Regions from separate parts of the Homo sapiens genome. Here region 1 is linked to region 2. Evidence: chromatin contacts called from ENCODE Hi-C or POLR2A ChIA-PET data. All regions are on one chromosome and are shown on one strand. Each heading gives the region's core, a stretch centred on a gene start or an enhancer-like site at or near the end of the contact. The rest is flanking DNA. Distances are from core to core; before and after follow the strand shown.

Region 1 (4,243 bases), core at 1,511-4,010, 1.6 Mb after region 2:
ATAAATAAACATGCATTTTGCAAAAGCTCACTCCTTGTAAGAGTTCACAGGCAGGATGCCTTTACTGATGAGACCAAAACCAACAACCTAGGCTTCCTAAATCAGTGTTCATGAGAATCATCTGAGGTATATGCAGATTGACTCCAGCCCTAGATGGGGATTGAAACAAGCTCCCATGTAATGCCCTGGGAGCTTCTAACAAGTTCCCACGTAATGCCCATGCTGCCAGTAATGTAGAGGCCAATCTGGCTTTCGTTTCTGCCGCCAATTTCTAATATTGAATTAAAAAATGGATCATTTCACAGAAAAACCAAGAACTGTTTAAAAAAAGGGGGAATTGTGGAAATAGCTGCTTCAGACACGAAAAAGCAGCAACCAAGGATATCCCTACCTACTCTCAACTGCCAATGCTCATACCTGTAAAGTTTTAAAAGGGATTAACCAGAAATACACAACGAAAAAAAATCCCATCTATAATGGGTGTAAGTAGACAACGCGACTAACGCTTGAGACAATGTATATAAACGCCCCCAGGTGGCCCCTTCCACTACCAAATCGAAGCTCCAAACCCCTAAAAGCCAGTTTAGAAAAGGACGCTGACAATCTGGCACTTTCGGGAAAAAGCACGGGAACAAATATAGCAAGCTTACCATTAACTTTAGCCAATCAAATGAGGACTTAAGTACTAAAACCAATGTTTAGTTTCAAAGATTTGATTAGTTAATCACAGCTATTTTCGGGTGAAAGTAGGCGGCTCTTAAAAGAGCCTTTTTAAGTTGGATAGAATTACTGCCCGGAAACCTCTACGCTCTCTCCCCACGAATGCGGCGAGCGAGCTGAATGTCCTTGGGCATGATAGTCACTCGCTTAGCATGGATGGCACACAGGTTGGTATCCTCAAAGAGCCCCACCAAGTAGGCCTCGCAGGCCTCCTGCAGGGCCATCACCGCGGAACTCTGAAAGCGCAGATCTGTCTTGAAGTCCTGAGCGATTTCTCGCACCAGGCGTTGGAAAGGCAACTTGCGGATCAGCAGCTCAGTCGACTTCTGATAGCGGCGAATCTCGCGCAGAGCCACGGTGCCGGGACGGTAGCGATGAGGTTTCTTCACGCCGCCGGTGGCCGGCGCGCTTTTCCGAGCCGCCTTAGTGGCCAGCTGCTTGCGCGGCGCTTTGCCACCGGTGGACTTGCGTGCAGTCTGCTTGGTGCGGGCCATCTCAGACTACCTGAAAGAAAAACTCAGCCACTTGGCAGAGTGGAAACTGCCCTTATATATACTCAGAAACATTCTAATTGGCCTTGTTGATTTTCAAAAGACCCGCGCAACAAAACCATTGGCTGAAGAGTCCAACGATGTGATTGGTGAATTACTGGAAAATCTGATTGGATGAATCACTTCATTTTTGAATCCTCTCTTCTCGGTTAGTCTGCGATCCAAGAACGTTAACTTCTTAAAGTTCTAATTCTGCGCTTCTCAAGCTGTAGTCCGTAAACGACTACTTTAAGACTTGGAAGACGCTAATTCTCATTCAGTAGATGTGTTGTGGGGCCAGATTCGGAGGACCACGTTTTGAGAAGTTTATCTTGTGCCGTTTTCTTGAGTCACCTGGACTGCTGCTAGCTGGAAACCTTTGACCATTATAAGGCAGGATTCCTGGGTGATGTACCTGGGAAATCACGAGCCAAGAAGTCACCGACATACAACAGTGAGCAACAAATGTTAACTGAATTCTATTTTGTCCCAAATGGTGTTTTGCTTCGGTTGAGAATTTTTAAGGCACAGGCTAATTTTAGGTTTTCCAACGACTCTTATCATTTACTTTTCGTTGGGTCCTATTGATGATATTCCAGGATACCACCCCCACTAGCCTCTTCTGCAGGATAACTTGAACACTGCAGTGGCCCTGTCCATCTAAACTTTACAAGGTTTTGTAAACGTTACTGAACTTGCTTCTTCCCGACTACATTAAAGCACTTACTTGAGATATTAAACATTTTCTCATTAGTCCTGTTTGCCTAGTCAGTCACTTGTATAGACAGGGCAACAGCACGGCCTGAATATTGGGCAGGACACCGCCCTGCGCGATAGTAACTTTGCCCAACAGCTTGTTGAGCTTCTCGTCGTGGATGGCGAGCTGCAGGCGTCGGGGGGTGACGCGGGTCTTCTTGTCTCGGGCCGCGTTGCCCGCCAACTCCAGGATCTTGGCGGTCAGGTACTCCAGCACCGCCTCCAGGTACACCGGCGCACCGGCCCGGACCCGCTTGGCGTAGTTGCCCTTGCGGAGGAGGCGGTGCACTCGGCCCACAGAAAACTGGAGACCAGCCCTGGAAGAGTGCGTTTTAGCCTTGGCGCGAGCTTTGCTGCCCTGCATTCCACATCCAGACGCAGTGAAGTATTTAAATACTTGTTTAGAAGAAGGAAAGTGATTGATTCTAGTAAAACGCAAGAGCTAAACTCTTATAATCTATATTCGGCAAAGTAGACTGTGCTATCTCCTGAACACAGATTTCAGCCAATCGAAAAGCAGGTGTTTAAAAAAATTTAAAAAAAAAAAAAAAAAAAAAACCACTTCTGACTTACATACTTATAGTTGAAAGGTCAAATTATGCAAGGTTGAGCTTCTGGGAGAGCCGATGAGATTTAGGAGTTCAGAAATGGCCTATCATATATTCAGACACTAAAAGAACCAATGAGAAACCGAAACTCAGCCAGCCTCATTTGCATATACACGAGGTAAATAATGAGGGCGTTTGGGCTCACCAGCATTTTCCTGTGGTCATTTGACGGTATCACTTCGGCTGCGAACATGCCTGAACCAGCTAAGTCAGCTCCCGCCCCGAAGAAGGGCTCCAAGAAGGCGGTGACCAAGGCACAGAAGAAGGATGGCAAGAAGCGCAAGCGCAGCCGCAAGGAGAGCTATTCCGTGTACGTGTACAAGGTGCTGAAGCAGGTCCACCCCGACACCGGCATCTCGTCCAAGGCTATGGGGATTATGAACTCCTTCGTCAACGACATTTTCGAGCGCATTGCAGGCGAGGCTTCCCGCCTGGCGCATTATAACAAGCGCTCGACCATCACTTCCAGGGAGATCCAAACGGCTGTGCGCCTGCTGCTACCCGGGGAGCTGGCCAAACACGCGGTGTCGGAGGGCACCAAGGCGGTCACCAAGTACACCAGCTCCAAGTAAACTAGTTACCTGGGTAAAAGCGCTAACGACCCAAAGGCTCTTCTAAGAGCCACCCATGTTGTCATTTAAAGATCTGTAATTTTCCAGACTTGGCATTGGCAAGGTAAAATGGCTAAGCAACACATGGGATAGTAAGGGTTTACTGAAACATCCAAGTTCGGCCGGGCGCAGTGGCTCACGCCTGTAATCCCAGCACTTTGGGAGGCCGAGGCGGTCGCGTCACCTGAGGTCAGGAGTTCGAGACCAGCCTCGCCAACATGGTGAAACCCTGTCTCTACTAAAATATACAAAAATTAGCCGGGAGTGGTGGCAGGCAACTTAATCCCAGCTACTTGGGAGGCAGAGGTAGGAGAATCGTTTGAACCCAGGAGGCGGAGGTTGCAGTGAGCCCAGATAGAGCCATTGCACTCAAACCTGGGGTATAAGAGCGAGACATCTCAAAAAAAAATCCAGGTTCGTTGTTTTTTCCCCTATAGATTGTAAGCGTCACCAAGGAGTAAGCTCGTATGCAGCTTAATATGACACATTTCACTCAGCAGCTAAGGAAAAATCGTGTTCTAGATTGATCCCCACTTTTCTTCTCCCCGCACACCACCATCTTAAAATTTTGTTTTCGTTTTTAGTTTCACTTTATCATCCTATTGCCCTTGATTTGGAGTAGCCGGGTGGAAATCAAGTTTGGGGTAGTCTTAAATCTAAAATAAGGTCTGAGAAAGCGAAACTCGTCTTTTAGTTCGTTGTTAGCTTGCAAATGGTTGGAGCGGCATATGATGGAGGAAATCACCTCTGTTGGTTGCATTTCTAAACCATGGCAGATCGCTACCAGACGTTCTCATATCCCCCTTGCAAGTCCACTGATTTCTCTACAAATTTTACTGAGTTTATAATTACTGGATTACTTCACGTAGCTATACATATTACCTCTTGGCAAGATCAGGAACTCTACCATCTTCTTAGCTGAACATATTGAGGTTTAAGACAAAGAACAGGCAACAGGATAGCCTGAAGTTGGAGCAAAGAAATGAAAATTCCCGGTGCTACATTCAGACGCTTTTAT
Region 2 (4,235 bases), core at 1,693-4,192:
GAACTTTCCAAGGAATAGCTGGAATCTCGCACACCTTTCAGGATATTTTCTTCATAATTATTTGTCATGACTGGTATAACCTCAGACACTTCAAAAAGTGCTGACTTTTTCTTCTAGAAGAAAAGAAAATGGTGTATTAACCCACAGGGAGCACAGCCTTTTAACACTCAGTTCATATTACAATGTCATGTAACATTAACTCCACAAAATTCTTAACTGTCTGCAGTAACTTATACACTGAAAACACATTTTCAGATAGGTAATTCCTTCTGTTCTTCCCCTACCTCCCCCTCCAACCATACATGTACAAACTGTCATTAGAATGTTTAATGCTTGAGTTTTATAGCATAATGGTATCCATAGCACTATTTTGGACAATACTTCTTAAAATTAAAAATCTCACCAGTTTTAAAACAACGCTATTCAGACAAATGAATAGTTTTATTCCTTATATGGGCCAATTTCCATTACTTTCTCAATATTACATTATCAAAACCATCAATATTTCTGGTTTTTCTTTTTTTTTTTTGAGATGGAGTCTCACTGTGTTGCCCAGGCTAGAGGGCAGTGGCACCATCTTGGCTCACTTGCAACCTCTGCCTCCTGGGTTCGAGGGGATCTCCTGCCTCAGCCTCTCGAGTAGCTGGGATTACAGGCCTGCGCCACCACACCTGGCTAATTTTTGTATTTTCAGTAGAGACAGGGTTTCACCATTTGGCCAGGCTGGCCTTGAACTCCTGACCTCAAGTGATCCGCCTGCCTCAGCCTCCCAAAGTGCTGGGATTACAGCCGTGAGCCACTGCACCCAGCCAAAACCATCAATATTTGAAAGACTAAAAAGAAGCACACCAAGTTCTCTTTTAATACTACTCAAGACCAAGTACGCATCACTAAACTACTTTTTAAAATTCTGTACTATTAAGTATATATCATGAATTATTCAGGGCAACTGCATGGACACTGTCCATTCACAGAATAAAACCAGATTATCGTTGGTGTTAAAGAATTAAGATGGTGCAATTTGGGGCAATATATAGATTAAATACAAAGATATGGTCTCACTACTTATTATCTTGGATTTATTTAAAGAGCATACACTGTATCATCTTCAACTAAAATCCAATCTCATCAATTTTGAGTCAGCTTGTCAACAAAACAAAAGTGGAGATGTAAGTCCTTGATACCACCCAATCTTGGGACAGTCACTTCAAAAATTACTTAAAAATCACTTCACAATGCTATACTTCAGCAGCTAAGAATGTTCTTAAATACAAATAACCTTTTAGGAGTTAAGAGTTGGGGCTGTGCGTGGCAGCTCCTGCCTGTAATCCCAGCACTTTAAAATGCCATGACAGGAGGATCACTTTAGCCCAGGAGTTCAAGACTAGCCTGGGCAATACAGTGAGGCCTGTCTCAGCAACAAAAATAATAAGAGTTAAACAGTAGGGGGAAACCTGGAAAACTTCCAGATACTTAATAGATACCACACTAAGATTGTATTTCTGATCTGAAATTAGCTAACAATTTAAGCACCAAAATCCAAGTAGCACTTCCTTACATTCATAACCTCATCTTTGGTCAAATAAGCCTTGCTGATAATTTAAGAAAATGTTCATTTTAAGTTGCAAAAAATACTGCTCTTATCATCCCATCCTTGACTACTCACAACTTACTGTTTGCTATTTAACTGCGGAACTAATTCTGATTAAGACCTCCACCGCCCCTAAAAATGAAACTTCCTCTAGGTCATTTTGAGTTTTTAAAAACTGTACTTCTATACAAGGCAAAATGAACTCTAAGTAAAAAAGAAAATCACACTTCTAAACACAAATTAACCATTTCAGTATTTAATTGCTCCTAAAAGGTGTATTCTACTTCATTAAATGTAAGAGAAAAGGTTACCTACATTACGCAGTTTAAGAAACAGGATAAACTTTAGCATATAAACAGTCTGATTACAATTTCACACTTTCAACCATCTTATTTATACTCTACATTAGATAATCTTTAAATTCCATCATAAGGTTTCCCATGTTAACTCCATATAAAATTTTGTAATCTTGCCCACCCCATGTCAACTCAGTGTATACTACTACTAAGCTTCAGACTCAAATTTATTTCCAAACCAAAGAACGCTCAAGGGTCTTTTCGCATGCTGCAACTGCTCAATTCACAGAATCACCCCTAAGGGTGAAAAAACAGAGCATACAAAGCAGACTTTTTTTCAACCACTCTTTAACCTAATATTCATAATAATTTAAGAGTAACAAATAATATACACTTACAAAAATTACTTGTGCTAATTCACCATTAAGAACTTTAAATTACCTTCTCCTTGAATACAAAGGCAATATACATCTTGAAGTCAAACTGGTCAGCTAGAGATTCTTTTTTCTTTCTAAGCTGAGCACGTAGTCTGTTCAGAGCTTGTTTCTTCCGGGAGTTTGGGTCCCCCATTTTGAAATACAGGTGGTACTAAAGCCTTTGGAAATTGTCACTAAACTATGGGCACTTTTTCTTAAGACTCAAGTACAACAGAAACAAGTCATTTTTTTTCCTGCTAATATGATTGATTAGCGAAAATCACGACTATAACCCAAAAACTGCACCTTCTGTCAATATTAGCAGACTGTCATATTACAGGGTCAAGAAACAAAAGCTGCTGTCCAGTCATGTTTGGACAATAACGTTTGGGGTCAGACGGGAAAAAGGGAGGAAAGAAAGGAAAGAAAGAGGAGAAAATAACTAACTTTCTGGAAAACACATTTGGCTTAACTGCCAAAATAAAGGCTTTGCGGAGAAATGAAAAGCCTATAATCAGGATTTAGGTGTGCAATAAAACACAGCTGACACCAGACCAATCCCTAAAATCCATCCGGATTTTCCCCCCTTTTTAGAAAAGGGATTAAGGAACAGGGAGGGGGAAGTGTGATCCTTGCTTTCCAAAAAAAAAAAAAAAAAAAACTCACCAAAACCAAAACCAAAACCAAACACCAAAACAGGGTAGGTGAATGAAACTGAAATATCCAATTAGATTTTACCCAGCCAGCTCCATGGCTGTAGTACCTAATTCTTAGTTATTTCAGATTTCACTATTGCTATGTATTGTCAGTGCTTGTTATTGATTACACTTGGTGGTGAGCATAGAGAAAAGTGCAAAATCGGTAGAGAAGGAAAGGGAGAGGTACAGGGTTTCCCTGCAATCAACTACAGTGTATACCGGGGGCGGGCAGCTGTGGCCCAAAGGAGCCATGAGAAAAAACAGCGGAGTCATTACCAACTTCCCCATCACCCACATTTTCACCCTCAGGCGGCTGCTAACGCTGCTGCCAAGGAGAATCATGACGGCAGAAGGAAAAGGGGTATATAATACGGTATTAATTATTCCGGCTCTGTGGTTAGACCTGATTAATGCCCGGGTTCCCAACACCCCCAGCCTGCAACTAGTCCTACATTCCCCAAGGGAGACTTCCCTGTGGATCTGCCCCCGTTCAAAATGGTGGGGAGTGCGATTTATCTTCTTGTGAGCATTGCCGAGGCAAAGGTGGCGGGTTCTTCTCCCAAATCCCAGGCGGTGCCCGGAGACCACCTGCCTTCCACCCCCGCAGGTCCCACCCCCACCCCTTGCCTTCAGCGGCAGCGACTCACTCGCACCACGGGAGACACAGGATCACTCAGGTTTTCACTCATTTCATCGTGGAAACAATTCCCGCCCGGGTGGAGTGGGCGGGAGAGGGTAAATGGGAAGGTTCAGTGGGGGAAAAAAAGAAAATAATTGTGTTAATATTACTTCTAAAGTAAGCCCACCCACCCTCCCCCCAAAAAATTAAGTTCCCGGATTAGCTCTCTCTCACGTTGAACAGACCATGTTTCCAGAGTTTGGATTGTTTAGGGTGGGGTCGTTAGTTGTTTCCCGAGGGGCAGGGGGTGGAATTGAGGCAGCTAGGGCGGGGTGGGTGACGGGGAAATCCCCTCCCTGTCCCCGCGGAGCCCGGGACTCACGGACCGACTCTAGGGCGGGGTTTGGGCCCTCTAGCCGCAGCCTGCGGGCGGAGCGGTGGCGGCGGCGGAAGAGGCGGCGGCGGCGGGGGCGCTGCTGGTAGCACGGGCAGGAGCCATGTCAAGAGAAAACCACCAGCCAACTGAGCCCCTCCATCCCCGCTGCAGTGCGCACCGTGACTGGACCGCCCGCGCTGCTGCCGCCGCTCAGCCCCCACCTGGGACCCATAGTCTGG

The links. Hi-C counts contacts between places; a loop is a spot of excess contacts on that map. ChIA-PET counts read pairs that join two places held with the same protein, here RNA polymerase II (POLR2A). Pooled maps may share reads with other maps.
Region 1: a map with no recorded cell type shows a loop between it and region 2 (12-fold over the local background). The contact joins the promoter of H2BC10 here to the promoter of C6orf62 in region 2. A Hi-C loop is called at or near these places in 1 of 37 single-sample maps with no recorded cell type and 7 of 50 pooled maps. POLR2A ChIA-PET finds 5 or more read pairs at or near these places in 1 of 52 experiments (Panc1).

The regions. Positions count from the first base shown.
Region 1 is chr6:26,270,171-26,274,413 of GRCh38, forward strand. It overlaps H2BC10 (H2B clustered histone 10), which reads left to right and starts at 2,761. Exons shown (of 1, transcript NM_003525.3): 1 at 2,761-3,242. The coding sequence starts at 2,806. The coding sequence ends at 3,186. H3C8 (H3 clustered histone 8) reads right to left here and starts at 1,243. Exons shown (of 1, transcript NM_003534.3): 1 at 748-1,243. The coding sequence starts at 1,214. The coding sequence ends at 804. It also overlaps the pseudogene H2AC10P. RefSeq lists enhancers at 2,012-2,351, 2,682-3,021, 3,092-3,221, 3,232-3,281, 3,692-3,851 and 1 more.
Region 2 is chr6:24,716,212-24,720,446 of GRCh38, forward strand. C6orf62 (chromosome 6 open reading frame 62) reads right to left here and starts at 2,943. Exons shown (of 5, transcript NM_030939.5): 1 at 2,329-2,943; 2 at 1-113. The coding sequence starts at 2,457. RefSeq lists an enhancer at 3,624-4,235 and a silencer at 3,987-4,156.